Regions from separate parts of the Homo sapiens genome. Here region 1 is linked to region 2. A link is a loop called in an ENCODE intact Hi-C map of the cell type or tissue named here. Cell type or tissue: chondrocyte. All regions are shown on one strand. Links, peaks and the distances in the headings refer to the core of each region. The heading gives the core; the rest is flanking DNA.

What was found. Peaks named below come from ENCODE experiments on the same cell type or tissue, not always from the same donor. Only the 100,000 strongest peaks of a DNase experiment are listed, where the experiment ranks them.
Region 1: a loop joins it to region 2, with 2.5 times the contacts of the local background. A loop is called at or near these places in 2 of 110 quality-filtered maps.

The regions. Positions count from the first base shown.
Region 1 is chr1:17,058,132-17,062,520 of GRCh38, reverse strand. No RefSeq gene overlaps it. Among named protein-coding and RNA genes, the nearest start is that of SDHB, 6.3 kb to the right of the region's middle. In chondrocyte, for the core only: a CTCF peak has its summit at 2,673; a DNase peak (open chromatin) is centred at 2,700.
Region 2 is chr1:17,616,195-17,620,583 of GRCh38, reverse strand. ARHGEF10L (Rho guanine nucleotide exchange factor 10 like) reads right to left here. Exons shown (of 29, transcript NM_018125.4): 9 at 4,382-4,389; 10 at 1,139-1,245. Among named protein-coding and RNA genes, the nearest start is that of ARHGEF10L, 79 kb to the right of the region's middle. RefSeq lists an enhancer at 3,693-4,194. In chondrocyte, for the core only: no CTCF peak of the experiment used is centred there; DNase peaks (open chromatin) are centred at 1,233, 2,143, 3,878 and 4,185.

The sequences.
Region 1 (4,389 bases), core at 234-4,233, 560 kb after region 2:
TTATCTTTGCACCAGTTTTTAGCATGTCAGGTGTCCTATTAGAAGAATCTTATCAACAAGATATCCCCTCTACCTGCAAGCAAGATGTCTGGAGATTATAGGATTCCTACAAACCCCTCTAAGGCAATAAGGCCCATAATGAAATGACCTCTACGTAGCTCAGTATGTGCTCTCTCTATTCCTCAGCTCGGAGTAAGATGGCATGTCTAAATCGTGAAAAGCAAATTATATTCATTCATCCATCCATTCACTTTTCTCCATTAACATTTGCCAAGTGTCTACTGTGTGTAAAACCAGTGATCCCACAATTTTTCATCTAAACCAGGGCACTTCTGAGATCTCAGAGGAGCCCTGCAAATAATTCCATCAGGGCAACAGAAGAATCCGGAACTATGCTCGGCAAACCAGGGTGTTTGTTCTCCCTGGAAAGCCCTGTGCATGAGACATGATCTAATCCCTCAAGGAGCTGACAGCTGAGTCAGGGAGACAGACAGGAGAGCAGAGAGGCACACTGATGGAATAGGCACCTGATAAATACTTGCTGAATGGAGGAATGAATAAGGTACAAAAATCTGTGTACACACACACACACCTTTCCTGCTGGGAGAATGACCAAGGATGGCCTGGTGTTCATTTGTCCTAAGATGAATGACTGCTGAGTGAATGTAGAAATGAATGATTAGGCAAAGAGGGGAGGAGGGGTTGCCAAGCTGAGTAGAGACACAAAGAGGTCCAGGTGTGTAATATGTCTGGGAAATTGTGATTATAGTGAGTAGCTAAAATATAGATTGCAGTAATGCTGGAAACACTAGGGTTGGTGCCCTGGAAACCGTCTGAAGGTTTGAGGTCACTGCGGTCACATGATCAATCCTGTATTTTAGGAAGCTGACAGTAACATATTTCTTCACTGATATTAAACTCATAGGGAAAACATTTTTAAGAAATTTCCTGAGGGATAAGCAAACCATGGTACAGCCCTGCTTTTAAATATTCTGCAGCATATATGATGAGACGGATCTATGCATACTAACATGGAAAGACCTCCAAGACACAGCACTTGACGAAAAAATGGCAGCTTGCAGAACATGTATGTTATCGTTTGTATTTTCTAAAAATAAAAATGGCCGGGTACAGTGTCTCACACCTCTAATCCCAGCATTTTGGGAGGCTGAGGCAGGCAGATCACAAGGTCGGCAGATCACAAGGTCAGCAGTTCGAGAACAGCCTGGCCAACATGGTGAAACCCCGTCTCTACTAAAAATACAAAAATTAGCCGGGTGTGGTGGCACACACCTGTAATTCCAGCTACTCAGGAGGCTGAGGCAGGGGAATCGCTTGAACCAGGAGGCGGAGGTTGCAGTGAGCCGAGATTGCACCACTGCACTCCAGCCTGGAGACAGAGCAAGACTCCATCTAAAAATAAAATAAAATAAAATAGAAAAATAACAGCAAGCAAAGCCATGGATTTCTGTAGAAACATACATATGTAAATACATACAAAGAAAAAAATCTGGAAGCAATCCCATGAAACTGACAATAGCAATCACCCCTGGGAAAGGAAGTGTGACTGAGGGGATTTAAGCTTTATCTATATTGCTTGAAATTTTTACATAGTGAGAATTTAATTACATATGTACAGTATTCTAAAATAATTTTTTAGAGCTGCCTGAAATCCTTGACATTGTATGTATGCTGAAGTCTTCCCATTCTGATAAGCATAATCTATTTCCCCTAATAAGGCACAGTTATCTTTTACCTCTTTCCTTTCCCCAGCTGGGCTCTCCACTACCAATTTAAGATTGATGGCTCCCTATAGACACTAACTCATTTAATTCTCCTCCCTGCAAGGCGACTGTTTCTTTTTCACCGTCTTACACAATAGGAAATGAATGCACAAAGAGGTTAAGGAACTTGCTCAAGATCACAGAGCAAATGGCTGATATAACAGGGTTTCAGACCCCTAAAGGCCTGCACACTTAACCATTCTACCTACCAGCCTCCCTAAGAGGTCAAATTGCCTTTAACGTTCTGCAGCTCTCTGACTTTTGTTTCCAGTCGGCTGGCATCTCGCCGCTACGCATGAATATTTACCCACTATTCGTATTTGCATTTCATTTGCATGGCTGTGTCTCTGACAGAAAACAGTGCTCAAAAGCCAGATTCGGCTGGAAAGGGCGTTTGATCATGGCATTATACGGTGTTTGCAAAGTGCTCACCCACACACATCCAGAGGAACAAACTAACTGCTCATTTGAGAGTATGCTGGTGACGGCAGGCATCTGGGAATGAGGCAGAAGTTAGCAGGGTGGGTGAGCTCCAAATGTATGTGTGTGTGTGCTGCTATAGGGCCAGCAGCATGACAGTCCCCAGAAGGCCTTGGACCACTTGCTAAGTCCCAGCAGCTGAGCTGACTTCAGCTGTGTGAAACGCAGCCCCATCTGGAGTGGGGGTGGCTCATGACTTTTTTGCTCCGGGAGTTCCATAGAGGCTGCTCTTGAAATTGGAGAAGCCTGTAGCCTATGATTGTCCCCATCCCACTCGAAGAGAATATTTTGAGAAGTCTAATTATATGGTGGGGTTTGCATGGGATGAGGGAAGAGAGTTTAGATAAGGCCTTTCTAAGGGCAGGTTGGCAAGGTCCAGTAGGGAGCCCTGGGTAGTTCTGTGAGGCAGCAGCACCCTCTGTGGGTAGACCAGAATGGCTGCAACCACCATGTTCCCACGAGCCTTAGGCGCACGCCTGCAGCCCAGCCCATCTACCTAACAGAAGAGGCTGACCTACTTGCTGGGTGACCTGCGGTGAGTTGTTGACACTCTCTGAGGCTCAGTTGCATCAACTGTAAATGAAGAATAGTAATCCCTACTTTGTGCCGTTGCTGAAATGATTACAGAGAGGACATGTACCCAAAGTGTTCTGCATAGGACCTGGTACACAGTACCAAATGTGTCCTCCAAATGTGGCAGTTACCATCATTAGTCACCCCAATAGCCCCATGACCCTTAGTATAGATGACCACCGAGTGCCCTAGCATAAGGGACAAGGCTTCTCTGAGAAAAATCATAGATGGGACTGGGGTGGGGGCTAGAAAGGATCTGTGCCGCTGGCTGGTTGACGTTTTGATTTGCCAATTCCGTCTATTCCAATTCTGGGAGTCCTTGACATCGGTCATGGGAGGCTCTGACAATAAATACGTTCATAAAGAATTAAAAACAGCCCAGGCGCAGATGCACAGTCCTGTAATCCCAGCACTTTGGGAGGCAGGAGGATTGCTTGAGCCCAGGAATTCAAGACCAGTCTGGGTAACATAGGGAGACTCCGTCTCTACAAAAAAAAAAAAAAAAAAACTTTTTTTTTTTTTTCAGACAGAGCCTTGCTCTGTCGCCCAGGCTGGAGTGCAGTGGCACGATCTCAGCTCATTGCAACCTCAGCCTCCTACGTTCAAGCAATTCTCTTGCCTCAGCCTCCCGAGTAGCTGGGATTACAGGCTCCCACCACCACACCCGGCTAATTTTTGTATTTTTAGTAGAGACGGGTTTCACCATGTTGGCCAGGCTGGTCTCGAACTCCTGACCTCAAGTGATCCACCTGCCTCGGCCTCCCAAAGTGCTGGGATTACAGGCACAAGCCACTGAGCCCAGCCTACAAAATTCTTTTTAAAAGTAGCTGGGCATGGTGGTGCATGCCTGTGGTCCCAGCTACTAGGGAGGCTGAGGTGGGAGGATCACTTAAGCACTGGAGTGCGAGGCTGCAGTGAGCCATGATCATGCCACAGCACTTAAACCTGGGTGACAGAGCAAGACTCTGTTTCAAAAAAAAAAAGAATTAAAAACAAACTTGCAGATAGCAATAAGTTATATGAAGAAAATCAAATAGAGTCAAGTGGGTCAAGCCCTCAAATTGCCCATAGTCTGGGGAGGCAGACATATTCATGGGTCATTGTTAAAACAGGTGTTGCATGCATGGATGGCATATGCAGAGGATATTTTGATAGGGACAATCAAGGAGGGACTTCCTAAGGGAGGAAAAAGTTGGAGCTGAATCTTCAATGATGACAAGTCAACCACATGAAGGAGGAGGAAAGGACACTCCAGATCCAAGACACGGACGTACGCAAAGGCTTGGAGGTGTGAAATGAGGCGGGGAATAGAGCAGGCTGTATTACAGGGACAGAAGTAACTGGAAGGGCCCGCGGGGGAGCCGGGGAGCCTTGGAGCTATGGTGGGAGTTGATGGTTGATTGGATATGGGGTGGGGAGAAGAATCAAGATGACATCGAGTTTCTGGCTTGGATATCCGGTAGATGGTGGTGCTAATAAGACAAGTATAAACTCCTCAGGTGAGATGTACCGTTTGGGATAGGTTGGGTTTAAAGGACCATTGGGACGCCCA
Region 2 (4,389 bases), core at 320-4,319:
CATGGCCTGGCCACACAGTCCCAGCAGATGGCAAGACCACTGTCCCATTGTTGATCCATTGTCAACAATCCCCAGGTACTCAAGTGGCACCCAGAGCAGAGCACAAGGACATCTGGGGCCAAGTAACTCCCCATAGTGGGGCTGTCCCGTGCCTCGTAGGATGTTCAGCAGCTTCCCTGGTCTCTACCCACCATCCTACAACACATCCTGCTCAGTGGCCTCACAGCCAGAGGAATCAGGGATCTCGCACCCTGTTTCATGGCTGGCAAAACACAGATAGCGAAGGGACAACATGACTGGGCTGAGATCCCAGAGCAAAGCTGCCCGACCTCAGCACGATGCTCTACAAGAAGGAAGCCATTTTTTTTTTTTTTTTTTGAGACAGAGTCTCACTCGCTGTGTCACCAGGCTGGAGTGCAGTGGCGCGATCTCGGCTCACTGCAACCTCTGCCTCCCAGGTTCAAGTGATTCTCCTGCCTCAGCCTCCCGAATAGCTGAGACTACAAGCGTGTACCACCATGCACATCTAATTTTTTTTGTTTGTTTTTTGTATTTTTAGTAGAGATGGGGTTTCACCATGTTGGCCAGGATGGTCTCGAACTCCTGACCTCAGCTGACCCACCGGCTTCACCCTCCCAAAGTGCTGGGGTTACAGGCATGAGCCACCGCACCCAGCCAAGGAAGCCATTCTTAAAGAGCCTCAGTTCCTGGTGGGAGCTTGTGGCAGCTCTGAGGCCCAGGGTGAGGACAGGTGGACAGATGGCAGGGACTGGGCACCTACACACCTGCAGCCTCACCTGAGTCTGGATCCCATCTCATTCTTCAAATGACACCTTAGTCAGAAACAGCCAACGGGACTGCTCTGCATGCCATGGAGTTGGGGGACGCAAGCGTTCTAGATGCCGGGAGCCCACCCCCCAAAACCAACAGCACAGAGCACACGGGGTAGAAAGTGGAAAGCCTGTTCAATAGCTGAGGAGAGAACCTAGGAGGCCCCTATCCAGCTGGGCTCTGCCAAGAGCCCCCAGTCATCATATCCCCTGTGAGATCCAGACAAGCGTGGCCCCAGAGAACAGGCTGGAACCCCCAAGCCACCCCTTCCCCTGCAGACCCCCACCTGCCCCACTCCCCCACAGACCTGCTGAGGGCTCAGGCCCTCTGGCATGGGGCCCAGCTCTGGGGCTGGGGGCTTGATGTCCGAAACGCTGACCTCCAGGAGCCCCATGTCCTCCTCCTCCGAGTCACCTGGAAAGTCAGATGGGCCGATGACACAGCTAAGGCAGGGACAGCACACCCTGCTCAGGCCTCAGGAGCTGAGAGCCCCCCTAGACCAGCCTTGGACCCAGGTCCTAGGGTGCAAGCAGCTCCTGGGGCCCCGTGGGGTTAGAGCCGCCCGGTAGCTCCTTCTCAGGAGTTCCCTGCTACGTCCCAGGGCCTGGAACATTCCATCAGTGAATAATTGTGAGCAAGTGAGCGAGAGGGTGAACAGGCAGAAATCAAAGCTGCGTCCTGTGGGGCCTGGGTTCTCGGCGTCCATGCTGCCAGAAGCCACTGTCCCTGCTCAGGCCCGCCCGCTCTGGCCTGGCGAAGGCTAGCTGCCCATGTCCCCATCACTAGGAACTAAAAATAGTTTTCTTCTGGAAGTCTAAAAGGGGGAAGAAAATAAGCCCCGAGAAGAACAGGGCAGCGTGGTTTGGCACTTTCCTTTTGAAATAAAACATGCAGAGCTAAAGGGAAAAAGTTCAACAGGAGCCTGACATGGAATCCCAGGAGTGAGTGGAGCTGGACCTCAGACGGAGGACGGAATGAGATGGACAGAGGCCCAAGCCTCTGAGAGTGGGAGGAGGTCAGATAGTGAGGGAGGCTCCGGAGAGGGTTCCAGCCCCCAACAGAGCAAGGTACAGGTGCCGGGAGAGGGGATCCCAGCTGCTGAATGGCTCTGACTCCAGCGGTGGCTGTGGGCAGCAGGAAATGGGAGCTGTGAGGAAGCTGGGGAGGAAAGAAGAAGCGGCAGCAACCCCAAGGGTGGGAGGGGGTAGAGACACCCCAATAGGCCCTTACCTGAGCAGGAGACAGAGGAGGAGGAGGAGGAGGGACAGCGGATGACGGCGTGGGGGTGGGGGTGGTGCAGACCCTCCTGCCGGGCCCACATCACGCCCCGGGCATCACTCCGCACCCACCCCAGCCTGCCTCGCAGCTTCCTCTTCCCCCACGAGCTGCTGGGTAACATTCTTGGCCTGTGATTCGAGCCCTGCCACGGCTATTAATATCGCCTCTGCAGGGAGGGTCACTTCAGGAAGGCGCTGGGCTTGTGGGCGGGGTGGGGAGGGCTGAGGAGAGCCCTAGCCAGCCTGGGGTTGGGAGGGTGACCCAGGAAGAGTTCCCAGCCAGCTGGCCTGGCCACGTTATCCTGTCTTCGGACCATCTCAATGAGTTTAGAATGGCCACTTGGCCTGCTCCCTCCATCATCGGGGGTCAGTGCTCCCCAAAATGCAGAGGGAACATGGACATTCACTGAGCACCCAGCCTGTGCCAGGCCTGTGCACACCCACTCTGGCTGAGCACCGCACCAAGTGCACGGGTGGGGCTCAACCCATGTTACAGATGAAAACCCATTTATGGTCTGCCGCCCCAAGAGGGGAAAAAGTGCAAGGCGACACAGCCAGAAAGCCGCAGAGCCAGGGTCTGAACAGGCCAGCACGAGGCCGTCCTGGCACCAAACGCCTCCACTTAGGGACTGACCGCCCACCAAGAATAACGTCTGCTACATGGGGCTCTCTCTCTCCTCATACTACCTAGGACATCCTCACCACAGCCCTACAAGACAGACAGCCACCCCACTGTACGGATGAGGAAACTGAGGCACAGGGAGATTACAGAATTTTCTAGGATGACACAGGCTCTCAAAGTCCTGCCTGGCTCGAGGCCTGTGTTCCTTCTGCTGCATCAGGCCATGTGCCGAGGGCAGGCAGCAGACAAAGCCTCCTTCCTTCCAAAGAGAACTGGCATCCCAGAATTCCATCAGCTGTGAGCCCACTGTACTGGGATTCCTTGTCTCCTTGTCTGTCACCTCTAAAGATGTGAGATGGGCAGCAGGGGCCGGTCTTACTTGACCCTGTCCCACCAATGCCTGGGAATACATCAGGGGCCCTGACCTAGACATTCTCCAGAGGAATGGACTGGAGCCTGGTGGGGACCAGGAGCAAGGGTAGGCACCTGAAGGGGGCTTCAGGGGATCAGGGGCAGGACTCATATTCACAGCTGTGTCCCATGGCTTTAGGACAGTTCCTAGCACATAGTAGATGCTTAATAAAACTTGTCACATGAATGATCAATTGATCAAATCTGACCATGGGACGCTTCTGCGTAAAACCCTCTAATGGGGTTTATGCAGCATCCTTAAGACCAAAGGCAAATGCCCAGCAAGGCTGACAGAGCCTGTACTGACCGGACCCTGGCCTATCATGCCCGCCCTCACTTCCGCCACCTGAGGCCTCCTCTATCCCTTCCAGGCCTGTGTGTCCTCAGCCCTGACACAACCTCTCTGTGCCTATTCCCTCATCTGCTGCGTGGGAATGTGAGAGTTCTGTGCGCCTTGTGTGGTGAGGATAAGGATGAAGTGAGGAACTGTAGGCTCATAGGGCAGCACCTGGCACACAATAAATACTCAGTCAGTGCTGACTAAGAGCATCTCTGGAACATCTCGTACTTTCCCACATCCGGGGCTCTGCACACCCGCTCGCTCCTCTTCCCAGAGCACCCACTCCGCTCTGCCTGGTGACCTGTGCCTCCTCCTTCCCTGACCTTTCATCCCCCAAGTCCATCCTCATTTCCTCCATGCCCCCCAGGGCACCCCAGTGGACCACTTGTCAACCTGTCCTGTCATTTCCCATGCCTGTGCCTGTCTCCCGCGCTGTGCCAACAGCTGGCCCCAGAGGCACTGCTGATACATGCATCGTGGGTCCCTGCATGCAGCACAGGCTGTGGCGCTTAGTAGGATTCCGTAAATGTCAGCTGGTTGGAGAGATGGGTGGATGGATAAAGGAAGGAGGGAACAGGAACAAAAAAGATGAGGACAGGTGAGCCAGACAGCGCAGGGGGCAGGAGGCCAAGACGGCCGTGACAAAAGCAGGAGCAGGGACGCTGAAAGAAGAGGCCCAGCTCTCCCAGAAGGGACAGGCCACGCCTGCCAGAGGAGGGGGAGGCACACTGGGACCTACCAGGATATTTGGGACTCAGCCCCCAACCCCCACCACCAGAGGAACCATACGCCAAGTGGTACCCACCCAGCATGACCTCTGGGGTGTAAAGCAAAATCCCACCCTCCCCGACCCCCAGTCAGAGCTGGGCACCAGACCCTCCCGCTCGGGCAGCGCCTCACCGAGGACG